Regions from separate parts of the Homo sapiens genome. Here region 1 is linked to region 2. A link is a loop called in an ENCODE intact Hi-C map of the cell type or tissue named here. Cell type or tissue: A673. All regions are shown on one strand. Links, peaks and the distances in the headings refer to the core of each region. The heading gives the core; the rest is flanking DNA. Region 1 overlaps PIK3C3 (phosphatidylinositol 3-kinase catalytic subunit type 3). Region 2 has its middle 120 kb from the start of SYT4.

Evidence for each region. Hi-C counts contacts between places; a loop is a spot of excess contacts. Peaks named below come from ENCODE experiments on the same cell type or tissue, not always from the same donor. Only the 100,000 strongest peaks of a DNase experiment are listed, where the experiment ranks them.
Region 1: it touches region 2 in a loop (3-fold over the local background); 7 of 110 quality-filtered maps call a loop at or near these places.

Annotation. Positions count from the first base shown.
Region 1 is chr18:42,049,590-42,057,589 of GRCh38, forward strand. It overlaps PIK3C3 (phosphatidylinositol 3-kinase catalytic subunit type 3), which reads left to right. Exons shown (of 25, transcript NM_002647.4): 21 at 1-16. Among named protein-coding and RNA genes, the nearest start is that of PIK3C3, 98 kb to the left of the region's middle. In A673, for the core only: CTCF peaks have their summits at 2,755 (motif pointing right) and 3,781 (motif pointing right); a DNase peak (open chromatin) is centred at 3,792; H3K27ac peaks cover 1,550 bases.
Region 2 is chr18:43,391,945-43,400,625 of GRCh38, forward strand. No RefSeq gene overlaps it. Among named protein-coding and RNA genes, the nearest start is that of SYT4, 120 kb to the left of the region's middle. In A673, for the core only: a CTCF peak has its summit at 4,537 (motif pointing left); no DNase peak of the experiment used is centred there.

The DNA of each region.
Region 1 (8,000 bases), core at 1-8,000, 1.3 Mb before region 2:
TTGCTAACAAAAACAGGTAACAATTAATGACTACCAGTAGACATACATTGTATATGCCCATGGTTTTTACCCCTGAATCTATGTACTAACAAGATAAGTTGCGGCCTGGCGCGGTGGCTCACGCCCGTAATCCCAGCACTTTGGGAGGCCAAGGCGGGTGGATCACCTGAGGTTGGGAGTTCGAGACCAGCCTGACCAACATGGAGAAACCCCGTCTCTACTAAACACACAAAATTTGCCGGGCGTGGTGGTACATGCCTGTAATCCCAACTACTCAGGAGGCTGAGGCAGGAGAATCGCTTGAACCCGGGAGGCGGAGGTTGCAGTGAGCCGAGATTGCACCATTGCACTGCAGACTAGGCAACAAGATCAAAACGCCATCTTAGAAAAAAAAAAAAAAAAAGATGAGTTGCGTAATTGAAGATAAATCAGAGAGTCTTAAAAATTCCTTTAAATGTTACCTTGGAAGAACATTTAGGGAAAGTCCTTTCCCTTTTAAGAATTGCTTTAGTAGTAATCCTACAGATGGTCATTTTGCCCACACTTCTGTACTGGAAAATGCCTCTTTTTATGGAAAGCCAATAATGGATACAAGTAGCTTAGTCTCTTACTGTATAGCTCTAGTTAGATTGTTAAAATGTCCTTTCTCTTACAAAGTGTGCTTAATTCACTTTAATATCTACCTTTAATTATTTGCTTTTCCCCTTGGAGTTCTATGGGATAATCATTCTCAGTCCCCTTTGTCCTGACAACTCTTTAGCCCTATGTATTTATCTTTATGCAGACAGCTTCCAGACTTACAGCTTTTTACCTCAGTCCATTTCATTAACTTCAAATTGAAATATCGAACTGCTTACTTGAAATTGTCATTATATATGGCCAGTTGTAAAAGGTTGTCCTTTCCTCTACTACCTGCCTAAAACCTGTTTCTCACCTCATTTTTCCATTTCAATAGATAGCAACATCACCTACCCAGTTGTTCAAGCTCTAGACCTCAAAGTCATTCTTAACATGTCTCTTGGCCTCATCTCATATACTGAACCTATTAGCAAATCTTGTCTACTCCTCAACTCCAAAATAGATCATGAAGTTACCCACTGTCTTCATTTTTACTACTTTGACCCCACTTGAAGCAAACAATATATGTTGCCTAAACAATTTGAATGAAACCTGAACCCTTTATTGGGGCCTTGTGGCTTGTCCAGGCAGGCCATTTGTCTGAATGTCAAACCACTCCTGCCTCAGACAAGAGCCTTTGTTGTTTTCTCTTTCTGGAAAGTTATTTATTCAGATCTTTGCAGGGCTGACTTTAGTTATTAAGTTGAAGTTCTAATGGCATCTCTTTAGAGAAGCCCTTTCTAACTCCTTGATCTGTAATAACATATCTGCCCTCTTCCTCCAATGCTCTCTACTTATTACTGTATTGTTTATAGCACTTATCACTAGCTGAAGTTACCTTTTTTGTTTAATTCAACAACTATTTATTGAACAGCTAGTAGATGCTGGGAATACCAAAGTTAACAGAAGAGACAGAAATCCTTGCTCTCCTAGAGCTTGTTGAGTTCTTATCATCATCTTCTCCCCTTCAGGATGCAAGTTCCATGAGAGCAGGAACCTTTGTCCATTGGGGTTACCCCCATGCCTCTGGACCTTGAACACCACCTAGCTAAAGTGTTCAATAAATCAGTGTTGAATTAATGATGAATAAATACTTCTGCTCTTCCATGAACCTGTCTGGGCTAAATAATTCAAGTTTCTTCCGCTTTCTGCAGAAAGCAGATGTTTACGTTACTCTTTAAATTGGTCTCTCAAAACATTTTCTGTTTTGTTTGTATTTCTCCAAATTGTGATAATAATAATTTAACATAATACATCAAGAATAATCTATTAATATAATGGTCCTATTAATTTATAATTTGGAATGTCATATATTCAGTTTTTAATTATTACATATGAAAAATCATCTGTTAGAACTTGCATGGGTGATGTCATGTCTGTGTCAAAGCCAGTCAATCTCCTTAATAACCAAGACCAAAAGAATATAATCAGAGTGTCATGCAGATTCTTGGCTGATTTGCTCATTTAGCAGAGGATATTTATAAAACATTATGGTGTATTTGGAGAGAATTGTAATTTGGAAGTTTTCATGTGTTATTTTCATTAGCTCTTTTTTATTGGTTGAATCTTTTAACCACAAGAATCAAGCAACCAAAATGATTCCATTTTTTTCCAGATTGTAATCATTTACAACTACAATGGAATTCTTTAATATAAAAATAATGCTAAATGACGAGTTAATGGGTGCAGCACACCAACATGGCACATGTATACATATGTAACAAACCTGCACGTTGTGCACATGTACCCTAAAACTTAAAGTATAATAATAATAATAAAATAAAAAATAAAATAAATAAAAAAGAATTTGCCAGTGGAAAAAAAGGTAGTATTACATCTGTAATTTTATATTCACAAGTTCTACTTGATTCTTTTTTTGGAAATTGATAAACAATCAGACAGTGTAAAAAACCTTTTTCTGTTATACTTTGAAAAGTGCCCTTGTGTGTATTTGTGTGTGTGCGTATGTGTGTTTTGATGGGGGTATTTAAGAGTGAAACTGGAAGGAAGAATCTGCGTAATACACTTTTTTGGCCCAGGTCTCAGTTACTTGTTTAATGGAAATTGAATTAAATTTCAGAAACAGAAGCTTTAAGCTTTTGTTAACAGTTTTCCACTAGAGGGTGCTCCAGATTTGCTTTTTCAAAACCAAGATTTTACCCTAAAACGTGCATAAGTAAGATGCACATTTTTTTCCTATTAAAACAGCAGTTCATTTTTTCTTAACTGCTCTGTAATTATTTCATCCAGTTACATTATGCAGTTAGCATTTTATATCTTTCTTACTGGATACATGTTTTCAAGTTTTTAGTTTTGGTTTGGATGAAATTAGATTCTATAAGGAGAGACTGAGTATGTCAAGACAAATAGAAGTATAATGCATTCTTCAAGTTCTAACAATTTATAATAATTTTAAAAAGTTTGTGTCTCTAGTCATTTTTACTGAGAGTTTGTATTTCAAAGTGGTTTTAAGTTACATTTCATATATGTTATAAATAGACTTTGTATAGTTCAAAGTGAATTTTGAATGTGGTTCAGTGCAGGAAATATATTCCAATGTTTTTAGTTTAAAAAATGCCTCGACTGTCATGAAGACTTGTCCATTGTATATTTTGAGTTTATTATGCCTTCAAATTGAAAACTTTGGGTTCTCTTACATAACTGTCCAATCTTTCAATGGCTGATGGAGCATTTTTTAATAATCAAGTAACATTTTTCTTATTCTGCAAAATACAATACCTTTGTTTTCTGTACTCCTTTGCCAGCCCAAGCAGGTTTAGAGTCTAAGATTCTGCTTTAGATTAAAGTGGTTTTGAATTTCAATCAGACTTCCACTGTTTCATCTGTGTCCAGTTCTTTGATATGGGGGATGGAGCAGAAGAAGGAGCCACGCAGATTTCATTTCACTGATATTTTTTGGGGACTTAAACCAGACAAACTATTCTACCCTGTAAATATAGATGAAATAGAAAATGATCCAGCTAAGAACTCTGGGCATGTGAAAGAAAATGATTCGCTGCATATAGAGAATGTCAAAATCTATACAAGAGTAATGTTCTCAAATGCAAAATATTAGTCTCAATTATGGATTTCCCAGACCTTTTTTTGGCCCATGCTTTGTTTTTGAATACTTCTAGCTTGGTTGAAGTTTACTCAGCTTGCACAGCAGAGGGCGCTGTGTATCCACCATAAATGTAAAAGTGTAGCGATTGTATTGTCAGTGTATTGTCATGTGATTAATTATAACGCTGTTTTCTTGAAACAAGTTTGGGGTGAATGATATTTTACTTATTAGTGCATTACTATTGAATTCTTTTTTCATTATTACTATAGAATTCTTTGGACAAGAAATTACAAAGCTAGGCTGTGGTGTGGAGTTGAAAAATAATAGATTTTTTCCCAAGAATCATTGTCCTTAGGAGAAGCTTTAAAAAGCTTACTTAGGGCGATCAGTTGTGACAGGATTCAAATGAAACATGGTTTGAGTTTATCCCAGCTCTTTGGAGAAAGGTTAATTTTTTTGTTTTTATTTTTGGGAGTTTGAGGAAAGAGGGGAAGGCAGTATAACTGAAAAATATGTTCACTGCTTATGGTATACTTTTTAATGCAATCAGTATTTGAAATTCATTTGTAAATAACTGAAAAATGTTCACAAAAGTAAAGAGGGAACTGGTATCTGTACTAAATGGAAAGTTCATTGTGAGTCCTAAGGATGGCCCTCCTGATCTTGAGTTGCCATTTGTGAGAGAGGTAGTAGCTTTTCTGTCTGCCTTGCCACTTTAGAGTAATACACTTTGAAACTTTTCTCAGAAAGCTCAACATAAAGAAAAATGGTTATTCTTATTTTTATCTTAATTGGACATTTTCTTTCAATATAGCTCCTGTAATACAGGGTTCTCTAGAGGGACAGAACTAATGGTATATATATATATATATATATATATATATATATATATATATATATATATATATATATATATATATAAAGGGGAATTTATTAAGTATTAACTCATACATTCACAAGGTCCCATTATAGGCTGTCTGCAGGCTGAGGAGCAAGGAGAGCCAGTCTGAGTTCCAAAACTGAAGAACTTGGAGTCGGATGTTCGAGGGTAGGAAACATTCAGCACGAGAGAAAGATGTAGGCTGGGAGGCTGGGCAAGTCTCTCTTTTCACATTTTTCTGTCTGCTTTTATCCTAGCTGCCCTGGCAGCTGATTAGTTTGTGCCCATCTAGATTAAAGGTCTGCCTTTCCCAACCCACTGACTCAAATATTAATCTCCTTTGGCAGCACCCTCACAGACACACCCAGGATCAATACTTTGTATCCTTCAATCCAGTCAAGTTGACAGTCAGTATTAACATCACAGCTTCTATCCTGATTTTCTGTATTATTCTTTAATTTTATGTGAAAATGATTATTTTTTAGACCAAGAAACAGTCTTTCAGAGTGGCTAATTTGTTTGGCTCTAAAGGCAAATTTTTGCATTTATTTTGCCCCTCCCCCATTGGGTGACTTTGGGTAAGTTACATAATATGCCAGTAACTCAGTCTCTTCTTCTGAATCTGTAAATAATAATAGAACCTCTCTCCTAGTGGTGCTGTGAGGTTTGAATGAGATAAGTAGACTTTTGCTTGGTATTGAGCACATAATAAACATTCCTTAAGGGCTATTAGGTTTTCTTTGCTTGTTTGTTTTACCACCATGAGATGAATAATGCCTTTTTTTTTTTAAACTTATGTAGTTCTTATTTGGACTCATACTATTAGAGAGAAGAAAATAGTTAATATATTTCAAAAATTTCTTTTTCCCACTTGCTATAATTTGGGTATTTGACTCCTCCAAATCTCATGTTGAAACTTCATCCCCATTGATGGAGATAGGATCAAATGGGAAGTGTTTGGGTCATGGTGGTGGATTCTTCATGAATGGCCTGGTACTGTGCTGGAGGTAATGAGTGAGCTCTTCTGTTAGTTCCCTTGAAAGCTGGTTGTTAAAAAAGAGCTTCGTACCTCCCCTCTCATGCTACTATGTGATCTCAGCACATGCCAGCTCCTTTTCGCCTTTATAGATTATTGATCTTTGATACTGAAAACTATTATTGAAAAATATTGCATCATTGTGCTTTTAACTGAGTGAAAATACTGCTAACCAAGTATATTGTAAGGGTTTAAGTAATAAGTATTGGGAACAGAGAGTGGGAGTATAAATGTAGGGAGCCTTTTTAATTCTGAAAATATAGGTTTTGCTATAAGAATAAATTGCTGTTTGCTACCTTCTGTATTTCTAGGTTTAGTGATAGGGCAGTAGGAAAGATACGACATTCAATTAAGACAAAAGGCATTTTATGGAAAAAATGGTAAATAAATGCCAGGTTATATATAAAAAATTGAAGAGTGGGAAACTCACTGGAGTAGGATGTCAGGGAAGAATTTTTGGAGTTGGGAATTATATGGAATCTTTAAATAATAGAGTTTGGATTATAAGGAACAGCAGAAGAAAGTCAAGTAGAAGGAGGAGAGTAAGAAGAGGTATGAAAAACAGAATGAATACAGTTTTGATGTTGGACACGTTTAATTATTAAACAAAATGGAAATTTAAAATAAACTTTACCATTAAATACTGTCAAAGAGAATAGTGTATGTTCTCTTTAATCCAAGAATTACAGATGCCTCAAACTACAATTTTAGAAATAAGTTCATGTTATTTATGCAAATAACAGGAAAATGTAATTAGCACCTCTTACTCCCTATGTTTTACAAGTTGGAGACAAAAGGAGGTTAACAACCAGTTTGTTTTATGTATACTTTATTTCTTGACTGTTTAAGGTGGTAGATTCGAATAAGATCATACTCTCTGAACTTCTTAAACATTTTTTTTAAATTTCATTATGTGTATTTTTTGAACCTTTACAAATTGCATTTTCAAATATTAACTTTAAAAAAAACATTCCCTTCAGTATTTATGAAGATGAATTTTCTTAAAACATTACATTAATAGGCTCTTTTGAAAATACATGGCTATTTAACTTGTAAAGCATAATATAATTTCATTGTTAGATACTGAATCTTTTACACCTTTTAATTAAGTAGTAATCCTGTTGTTTGAGTTTTCTGACAAGAAGGATAGAAATATACTCTTCGTTTGTAAACAGTGATACATAGCCAATATTGGAATTCCAGTAATTCCTGTCATGAAATGAAGAAAACTGGGATAGGTTTCGTATTAAAAGCATGGAGCTCATTAAATAAACCATGCATGATGGCAGTTTTGTGTCAGAGATTGACCGGATTGGTCATCTGTTCAAGTATATTGGTAACAAAACATTATTTAAATAATTAAATAAAACCAAGGAAAATGTATCTACACCTGTAATATTGTGAGCTTCTTATTTCTTTACCTCTTTTGGGGCAGAATCATGTGTATCCAACAAGGTAAAAGATATATGAGAACTTCAAAATGAGAATAAAGTACCAAAAGAATTGCTTAGCTTAGTTGAACAGAGAACACATATTTAGTTGAAGGTGGTAAAATGGTTAACAGAAATTGATCATGGACTTTTCATCAGTTCATGGAAAACTGAAATCATAGCATACTCCCCTTGAACCTTAAGAGACTATAGGGATGCTGCTTTTCCAGTGGGTACTGAAGTTGTCAAATTCACTTTTGTAAAACTGGTTCCTCATATTTGTTGAATTATGGACTTTCCTTGGGAATCTGGTGAAGTATATTGATCTCCCCCCAAAATCAGTTTCATTGTACTTAGAGACCATTAAAGCCCATTTTGGGATTCTGAAAGAGTAGTTTTTCAGTCATAAATCATTCAGTAGTTTCTTTTAATAGAAATGAACCCCCCCCCCCGTGTTGACATTTTATGATCTTAAATATGTACAACGTGAAACCTCATAATTGTGCCTACTCTTACATACTATACAATGAAAACAGATTTATAAATCAATGTGTTACAGATTAGTAAAATTTAACAACATTAAAATGATAGGTGGTATATTATTACAACTAAATTGCTATTTACATACTATACAATGAAAACAGATTTATACTATACATTACTCTTACTATACAATGAAAACAGATTTATAAGTCAGTCTTTCTTACATATTAGTAAAATTTAACAGGATTAAAGTGATAGGTGATATATTATTGTAACTAAATTGCTATTTATGCTAAGAATATGGTTTTTAAAATTTTTCCTTTCTAAAATTTTTTTTGAGTAATAATAAGTTAGCAGAAGGATTCATCTCAGGAATATTTAAAGAAATAATTTTCTACTATATGAAGGGCACTGTGCTTAAACTTTAGCACAAAAAATTTTCTACAAGATTCCACTTTCTGCTGATACCTTAAAAAGTTACCCAGGCTC
Region 2 (8,681 bases), core at 404-8,403:
GGTCGATTACTGCATATCTGGTATCTTATTCTGCACATTGTCTTTTATTTCTTCTTTCCTGTTTTCTTTGTACCATTCCTGGCTTCTCCCTCTCTACTTATACCGCTATTGAATTCCTGTTTGTTGCTTTCATATTTTTTCCATTATCTCATTTTACTTCTCAAGTTATTTATTTTCCTTATTCTTCAAAAGGATCTTGTAATTTGTGACCTGTCTTGCCCAGTTCACAGCAGCCCCAACAAAAGATTCTTCTCAATATATATGCTATAAAATCTTTAACATCCCTGTTCACTTAACCCAAGTTTTTATGGGACTGTTAGCATAGGAAGTATAATAGAAGCCCACAGTATGATTAACCTCCATTTATTTCTCTGGTTATGTGGATTTCACGTTGTAGTCATTTTAAAAGCTTGGAGGAGCCTCATTAACTTTACAAGGCAAGACTGGATTTACAGATCCAATATCTATGTGGAGAAAGCAACGCTGCAAGTTCTGTTTTTATTGGAGGTTCTCTGTTGTCTTTTCTCCCTAATATAGATGTCTTTTATAAGATTACTTTTTATAGAACAAAAGCAACAGGCAATTTCCAATTAAACGCAGATGGTAAGGTTTTTCTTTCTACAGGCACTCAGGTGCAAGGATCTGCCTCAAAGCCTTTGAATTTTATGAGGGGTTAATGCAGTTAATGTTTTTTACATTATTTTGAATATTAATTACAGTATAAACATTGCCCCAAGCCCATGTTTTAGTTAGCATATTTTCAAAACAAATTCACATCTTATATTAAGTAACCTTTCAAAACAAGTATAGGAAGATTATTACCAGCTCTCATTTATTTTTCTTTTCTGCTTTAACTAGCTCGCTTTTCTGGGACTAGACAGTGAAATAATTAAATTCAGTGCTTCTTATTGGTATTCAGCTTTGACTAGTGCTTATCTATAAGGCTTAACTATTTGCAGCATATGATGAAGAAACAACCTGGATCTATGATGCAGTCATCCTTCAGTATTAGCAAGCCTAATAAATATTTGATTAGTAGAAGGAGCAAAACATACTTAACGTAGAATTAAATGCCAGTTGATTGAAAATATACAAGATGTTTCAATACTACCCACTGTAATGTGCAACATTTATAACTGATATGGTAAAGAGATAATTGGGTTATGTGGCGAGGTTTCCTTTTTCTCAAGTTGAGGTAGTGTGTGAAACATATACCTCTGTTGCATCCTATCTGCTCGCTTTACCAAATATTTCCATTTATCTTTTGGCGTTGATGGTAGAATTGCACAACTCTACAATTTTCTTGTAAGTTTTGACCATTTGATTTGTTTTGCCAGTAAAATGTGAACAGAAGTACTGCATATCACTTCCAGGTGGAATGCATTAAGAGTCAATGTGAAACTTGCCAACTTTTCTCTCTGCCAAGAATGAAGCCCTGTTCCAGACAGCAGCTGCTCTAGAAGCCTGGGTCTGGGAGTGAGCAGTTTACCCAGACACCCTGTGATAATCAACTTGCTTCTGTGAGATAGAAACTTTTGTGGCTTTAAGCTGCTGAGATTTGCAGGTATGTGTGACCAAATTATAACCCAGTACATCCTGATGATGACACACTTTGAAGCTCTAATGATGCCTGCTTTCAGGGATCAACAAACCTTAACTGAACAGTTACTGATAAAATTGGAAATATACAAAGAGGTAGCATGAATTTGAGAAAAGCCTACAGAAAGTTAAATGACAATACAAAAGCACAAGTCAAGAGATGCTACCGGGGGTGCTTGCATGGTCACCAAATAAATGGCACATGTAATAAATGGCACATATAATAAAAGCTAGAATCTCAAAGACGTGAGAAATGACTAGACACAAGCCCCACAAGGCTCACTGGGAACAGAAGGGCTTCAATTTGGTCCTTAAACGTTGGTAGATTTTGAAGAAACAAATATGCTATTCTCAGTGAAAGATGAACTTGAAGAAACAAGAAGGTCATTAAGTTTAAGTAGATTCAAAGAGTAAGAAATAGATATATTTGAAATAAACCAACAATACATAAATTCAGGAGATTACAGGGAGGTAGAACTGGAAAAAAATATTTTAGGACCAGTGGTGGCAACTCTTTAATGAGGTTCAAGGAATTTGAATTTAATGCTCTAAGTAGCAGTCACTGATGTTTACTATCATGAGAACAAGAGATAGAATTGGTGGCTAGTTTGTCAGACTGATGAAAGCTTGAAGAGGGGGTATATAGGGAAAGTAGAATAAAAGTAAGGTGTTTGGGAGACATTTCCCAAAGCACTATGAAGATGATGCTCTTTTGTACAGCGGCCTTTTAGCTAAAGTTTGGTGATGAGGAAAGGGAAATACAGAACAGTGAAAAAAAAAAAAAGCAGGACTTCATACTAAATATTAGCTAACAGGCTGCCAAATAAAACAAATGCCAATAAATATATATATATATATATATATATATATATAACAAAAATACAGCTAAAAATTCCACAGCCGAGTCAACTTTAATTGTGCCAAGGGAGGAAATACACATCAACGATTAAATTCACTAAGTACTTCCATGAGGGGAAAGCTCAAACATCTTAAAGAACTGAAAAGGAGTTCACAGGCATTATGATAATTGGGAACTGAAACTAGTATAATGGAGAGGACAGAATGAGTTCATTGGTCTGTATACAGTTGGTTAAAAGAATTTCTTTGATCCTTGCTCAGGAAAATCTTGTTAGTTCCAGTAAGAGTCTGGTGTCTTAGGGTCAAAATTTATGACCCAATGTAAACTTCAGCAGATTATAATTGGTTGGGATGAAATCCATAAGAAACTTTTGATATCTCAGGTAAAAGCTTCTGTAAGAGAAACATTTTCCTTTTGAAGTGTTCATACTGTCTTGACACAGAGTTTGTGGTTTTTTAACTGACATTTTTTTCCTAAGTTTCTACTATCGCCATGTAATGAAAAACTAGAAATACCATTTGACCCAGCCGTCCCATTACTGGCTATATACCCAAAGGATTATAAATCATGCTGCTATAAAGACACATGCACATGTATGTTTACTGCAGTACTATTCACAATAGCAAAGACTTGGAACCAACCCAAATGTCCATCAGTGATAGACTGGATTAAGAAAAGGTGGCACATATGCACTATTGAATACTATGCAGCCATAAAAAAGGATGAGTTCATGTCCTTTGTAGGGACATGGATGAAGCTGGAAATCATCATTCTGAGCAAACTATCGCAAGGACAGAAAACCAAACACCGCATGTTCTCACTCATAGGTGGGAATTGAACAATGAGAACACTTGGACACAGGAAGGGGAACATCACACACTGGGGCCTGTTGTGGGGTGGGGGGAGGGGGGAAGGATAGCATTAGGAGATATACCTAATGTAAATGAGGAGTTAATGTGTGCAGCACACCAACATGGCACATGTATACATATGTAACAAACCTGTATGTTGTGCACATGTACCCTAGAACTTAAAGTATAACAAAAAATAAATTAATTAAATTAAATTAAAAAAAGAAAATAAAAACTAGTCCCCTTCTTTGCAAGAGGTTTCTCCCAACTTCCTTCTTATTTGAGGTCTGGGCTCCTGAAACTCTGTCTCCTAGATTGCCCATGGAAAACTAAAATTATATTAATTTATTATATATTTCTTGATCATTGTTTTTCCCCTGCCAAGAAAGTATAATTTATTATATATTTCTAATCTTTATATTTTCTTCCTGATAAACTAGTTCCAGACTTCACCTTTTATTAGCAAGAAAATTATTTTTCCTTAAGAAAAAGGTTTATAGGTTTGAAATAAATTTTATTTTTTCTCCCAACCCCTTTCTTTAGGAAAATTACCAGCAAAGAAATTTGTCTTATTAGCTTTTAAAACTACAAATATTTTCATCCTGCCTTATATATTCACAATTGTGGAAATTATTTTTGGTACAGAATACCAAACAAGAAAGGAAAGGAGGTGTTGAGAAAATGGTGGAAGAAGTGAGAAGTAAGGAGAAAAATTCAGCAGAGGGAAGAATAGAAGTAAGTAGAAGAGGGCAAGATAACAAATTTAATGCATCCTCCAGCTCTAAGCTTATAGATACGATACCTATCCTGTCCATTAAATATTAAATTACTAAAGAAAATGTTTATTCAACTACAATCAACTTCTTTAAAAAATACGAGTAGGATTTTTATGGTACAATTTCAGGTATACATGGTCCACAAGGAGAGAATATATTTGCATTCTCTAGTACCTTCCTTTTTTGCCTAAAATAAAATATTAGACGAGGAAGAAGACATAGACAGTTGAGTTGCTACAATTTTGTTGTGGCTATTAGCTCTCTATTACATTATCCAATTGGTTTAAAACAATCCAAAGATTGTTTGTGCAGTTAAGAAATTCTAATGTCTCTTAGACATGAAAAAGAGAAAGTTGTTTTTCAAAAATGATTTTGTCTTAGAATTTCCTTGGGCATTTGCAGACATTCTCTCCTAAACAAGTTTTCAGACTGCTGCTGCCACCTAGAGAACTAATTTGATATTTCTCTACAGCCAATAAAGAAAACAACAACCAGACATTGTTTTTGTTATTGCAATGTGCTGTGTGTTGGAGAGAAAAGTAATAATCTATTGTGTCACCCCTTGCAAGGTTCATGGTTGAGACCTCTATAACAAAAGACGGATTAATAATAAAAAATCATGTAAACTTATTTTACATAACACAGGAGGGTTTGGAAATGAAGACCTAAAGAAACAGGGGAATATGTGCATTTTTATGGAAAGTCTTGTAACAGAAGGATTGAAGGACAAAAGAGTGTAATCTAATGGTATTAAACTGATGGGAACTTATCAAAGCCTGTTTGTTCAGATACTTCTCTGTGTTTCTGTGTCTTCAGAGATAAAAATGTTCCCTTTTTCCTGGTATAGGGAGGGCACATGTGGCTTGAGAATCTTATGACATACTTCAAGGGAAGGTCAGCTAGGTTTTATCCCACCCTTTGGGAAAGAAGTGAGAGGAGGTCAGAGAGACCTTCCTGCTTTTGCTGTTTTCTCAAATGCCGAGGTGCCATATTTTGAGGCAGGTGTCCTAAACCTGGTCACATGCATTCTTATCATTTCACATTAAGTATTAACCTCCTCATATTTTTATTGTAACATTGTGTCCTAAAGTTAAATCATTTATATCTTAATGTGTCTTAGTGTTAAATCACTTATTTGTTACCTGGGTCCTTTATATGATGTAGAGAATTGAAACCTGGCTTTCTGGGTAAATTGCTGCATAGAATTTCTACAAATGAAAAGTAGTCTTACTCATTCCATCTAACAGTAAAAGTAGCCCATTCAAATAAATAATAAATATTAATAGTTATTTGCATGATAATATTTTCAGAATAATGTAATTCAAATGCGTTAGTATTTTCCAGTGTTTATATCTTCTTGGACTCACTTTACTGGTACTCATGTGTCTTGCAAAGGAGGTATTTAATAGACTTCATATGTAACCCAAAGCAAAATATTATTTGCATTAAAGATATTCAAAATCAAATCTTATAGGCAATGATATCTATCTAAATTTGTCAGTCACAGTAAATAATAGTGAATTTATTTTTGAATTGTTAGTGAAGTTAGCTACTAATATGGAATATCTTCTTGAGCTCCATTTCTGTAGTTTAAAAAAAGGTGATATCTTTTTGTTAATAAGCATCCTCTTATTGAGAGACTTCTGTTATTCACAGAATTCTATGCCAATCAACAGCTGGATTAGTCAGGGTTCTCTAGAGGGACAGAGCTAATAGGATATATATATATATATGTGTGTGTGTGTATATATGTGTGTGTGTGTGTGTGTGTGTGTGTGTATATAAAGTTAATAAGCTCCCATATATATATATATATATATCTCCATATCTCCTGAGATCATACACAATCTTCAAATAAAGACAATAATAAGTTCATTATATATATATACACATATATATATACATATATATATACACATATATATATACATATATATATACACATATATATATACATATATATATACACATATATATACATATATATATACATATATATGTATGTATATATATATATATATATATATATAGGAGTATATTAAGTATTAACTCATGCTATCACAATGTCCCACAATAGGCTATCTGCAAGCTGAGGAGCAAGGAGAGCCAGTCGGAGTCCCAAAACTGAAGAACTTGGAGTCCAGTGTTCAGTGGCGGGAAGCATCCAGCACAATGGAAAGGTGTAGGCTGGGAGGTTAGGCCAGTCTAGTCTTTTCACATTTTTCTGCCTGCTTTATTTTTAGCTGCACAGGCAGCTGATTAGATGGTGCCCACCCAGATTAACGGTGGGTTTGCCTTTCCCAGCCCACTGACTCAAATGTTAATCTCCTTTGGCAACACCCTCACAGACACACCCCAGGGTCAATACAGTGCATCCTTCAATCCAATCAAATTGACACTCAGTGTTAACCATCACAAGCCCACCCCTTGTCAACTTGAACCTATAGAACATCTCCTGAGATCATACATAATCTTCAAATAAAGACAATAATAAGTTCATAATTACACCTAACATAATACAACTATCCTTCATACAACCAGCAATGCACCAATACTGAACTGAAATATTATAACAAAATGTTAACAATACTTAAGTGTTATTACAAAGTCAATAAATTTTATGTCACATGATAAAAGAAAAAGGAAATGAGATGAAGATATGTTCTTAGTACAAGTGTATACATGCACAAACATGTTTTTAACAAAAGAAGGAGGAAATATGCATGACAATTATAGTCCTGGTTTCTGTAGCTGGTCACATGGTCATAGTTGGTATTGATGACTACCTTCTTCTACTACGCATTCTGTATTCTCTTTGCCTTCAGCAAGCACTTCAGCAAGTCTTGGTTTTTTCCTGGTAAAGTGACATAAACCTTCATTCCTGAAGAGTTTAGGCCATTTGTAGTCCTGCCTGGATTTGGTTGTTGTAGTTTCCCATTGACCTTAATCACAGGGTATGGTAATACTAAGAGACACCCTAATGGATCTCCTGTATTCCATGCATTCTCTTCCTTACCTCCGTTGTGGACTAGTAGACTGACTTAATCTTGACAGTCCAGGTCAATCACCCCAGCCAACACTGTAACTCCTTCACCTGTTGACCTAAAGGTAGGAGGAGCCCAAAGTGTCCAGGTGGCAATCTTAACTTCCAGTTTAATGGAATTGTTGTTATGTCTCCTGGTGGCAGCATTCCTCCCTCTGGAACTAAGACATCTAGGCCAGCAGAATGTAATGTCACAGAAACAAGAAGTAAAAATTTTGTTCGTGGATCACTAGGGGTGATGGTGAGTGGTGCAACTTCCACTTCCACCCCTTGATTCCTGGACCCATGAATCCTGGCTATGGGAGAAACCGTATCATACATTGGATGCTGATTCAGAGCATACATGGCCTTCTGGAGAACTTTGCCCCACTCCTGCAAAGTATTGTCACCTAGTTGACATTGTAATTGGGACTTCAAAAGGCCATTTCACTGTTCTATCAATGCAGCTGCTTCAGGATAATGGGGAACATGGTAAGATCAGTGAATTCTATGAGCATGAGCCCACTGCCACACTTCTTTAGCTGTAAAGTGAGTGCCTTGGTCAGAGGCAATGCTGTGTGGAATACCATGATAAGGCATTCCGTGAGTCCACAGATGGTAGTCTTGGTGGAAGCATTCCGTGCAGGATAGGCAAACCCATATCAAGAGTAAGTGTCTATTCCTGTGAGGACAAACCTTTGCCTTTTCCATGATGGAAGAGGTCCAATATAATCAACCTGCCACGAGGTAGCTGTCTGATCACCTCTAGGAATTGTGCTGTATCAAGGGCTCAGTGTTGATCTCTGTATCTGGCAAATTGGACACTCAGCAGTGGCCATAGCCAGGTCAGTTTGGTGAGTGAAAGTCCATGTTGCTGAGCCCATGTGTAACCTCCATCCCTGCCACCATGGCCACTTGGTTCATGGGCCCACTGGGCGATGACAGGGGTGGCTGTGGAAAGAGACTGAGTGTTGTCCACAGAATGGTCCATCCTATCCACTTGATTATTACAATCCTCCTCTGCTGAGGTCACCCTGTTGGCTAGCACTCACATCGGATACAAATGTCTTCAGTTTTTGACCATGCAGAGAGGTTCATCCACATAACTTTTCCCCAAATTTCTTTGTCACCAATTTTCCAATCATGCTTCTTCCATGTCCCTGACCATCCAGCCAAACAATTGGCTACAGCCCACGAATCACTATATAATCACACATCTGGCCATTTCTCTTCCCATGCAAAGTGTACAACCAGGTGTACTGCTCAAAGTTCTGCCCACTGGGAAGATTTCCCTTCACTGCTGTCCTTCAGGGATGTCTTAGAAAGGGGCTGTAGCGCTGCAGCTGTCCAGTTTCAGGTGGTGCCTTCATATCATGCAGAATCATCTATGAACCAGCCCCTAGTCTTCTCTTCCTCTGTCAACTGTTCATAGGGAACTCCTCATGTGCCCATCGGTGTAGGCTGGGGGAGAGAAGGCAGGGTGACCAAAGTGGAGACCATAGATATTTGAGCCACTTCCTCATGTGACTTACTTGTGCCTTCAGGACCTGCTTGAGCCCAATCACATATATACC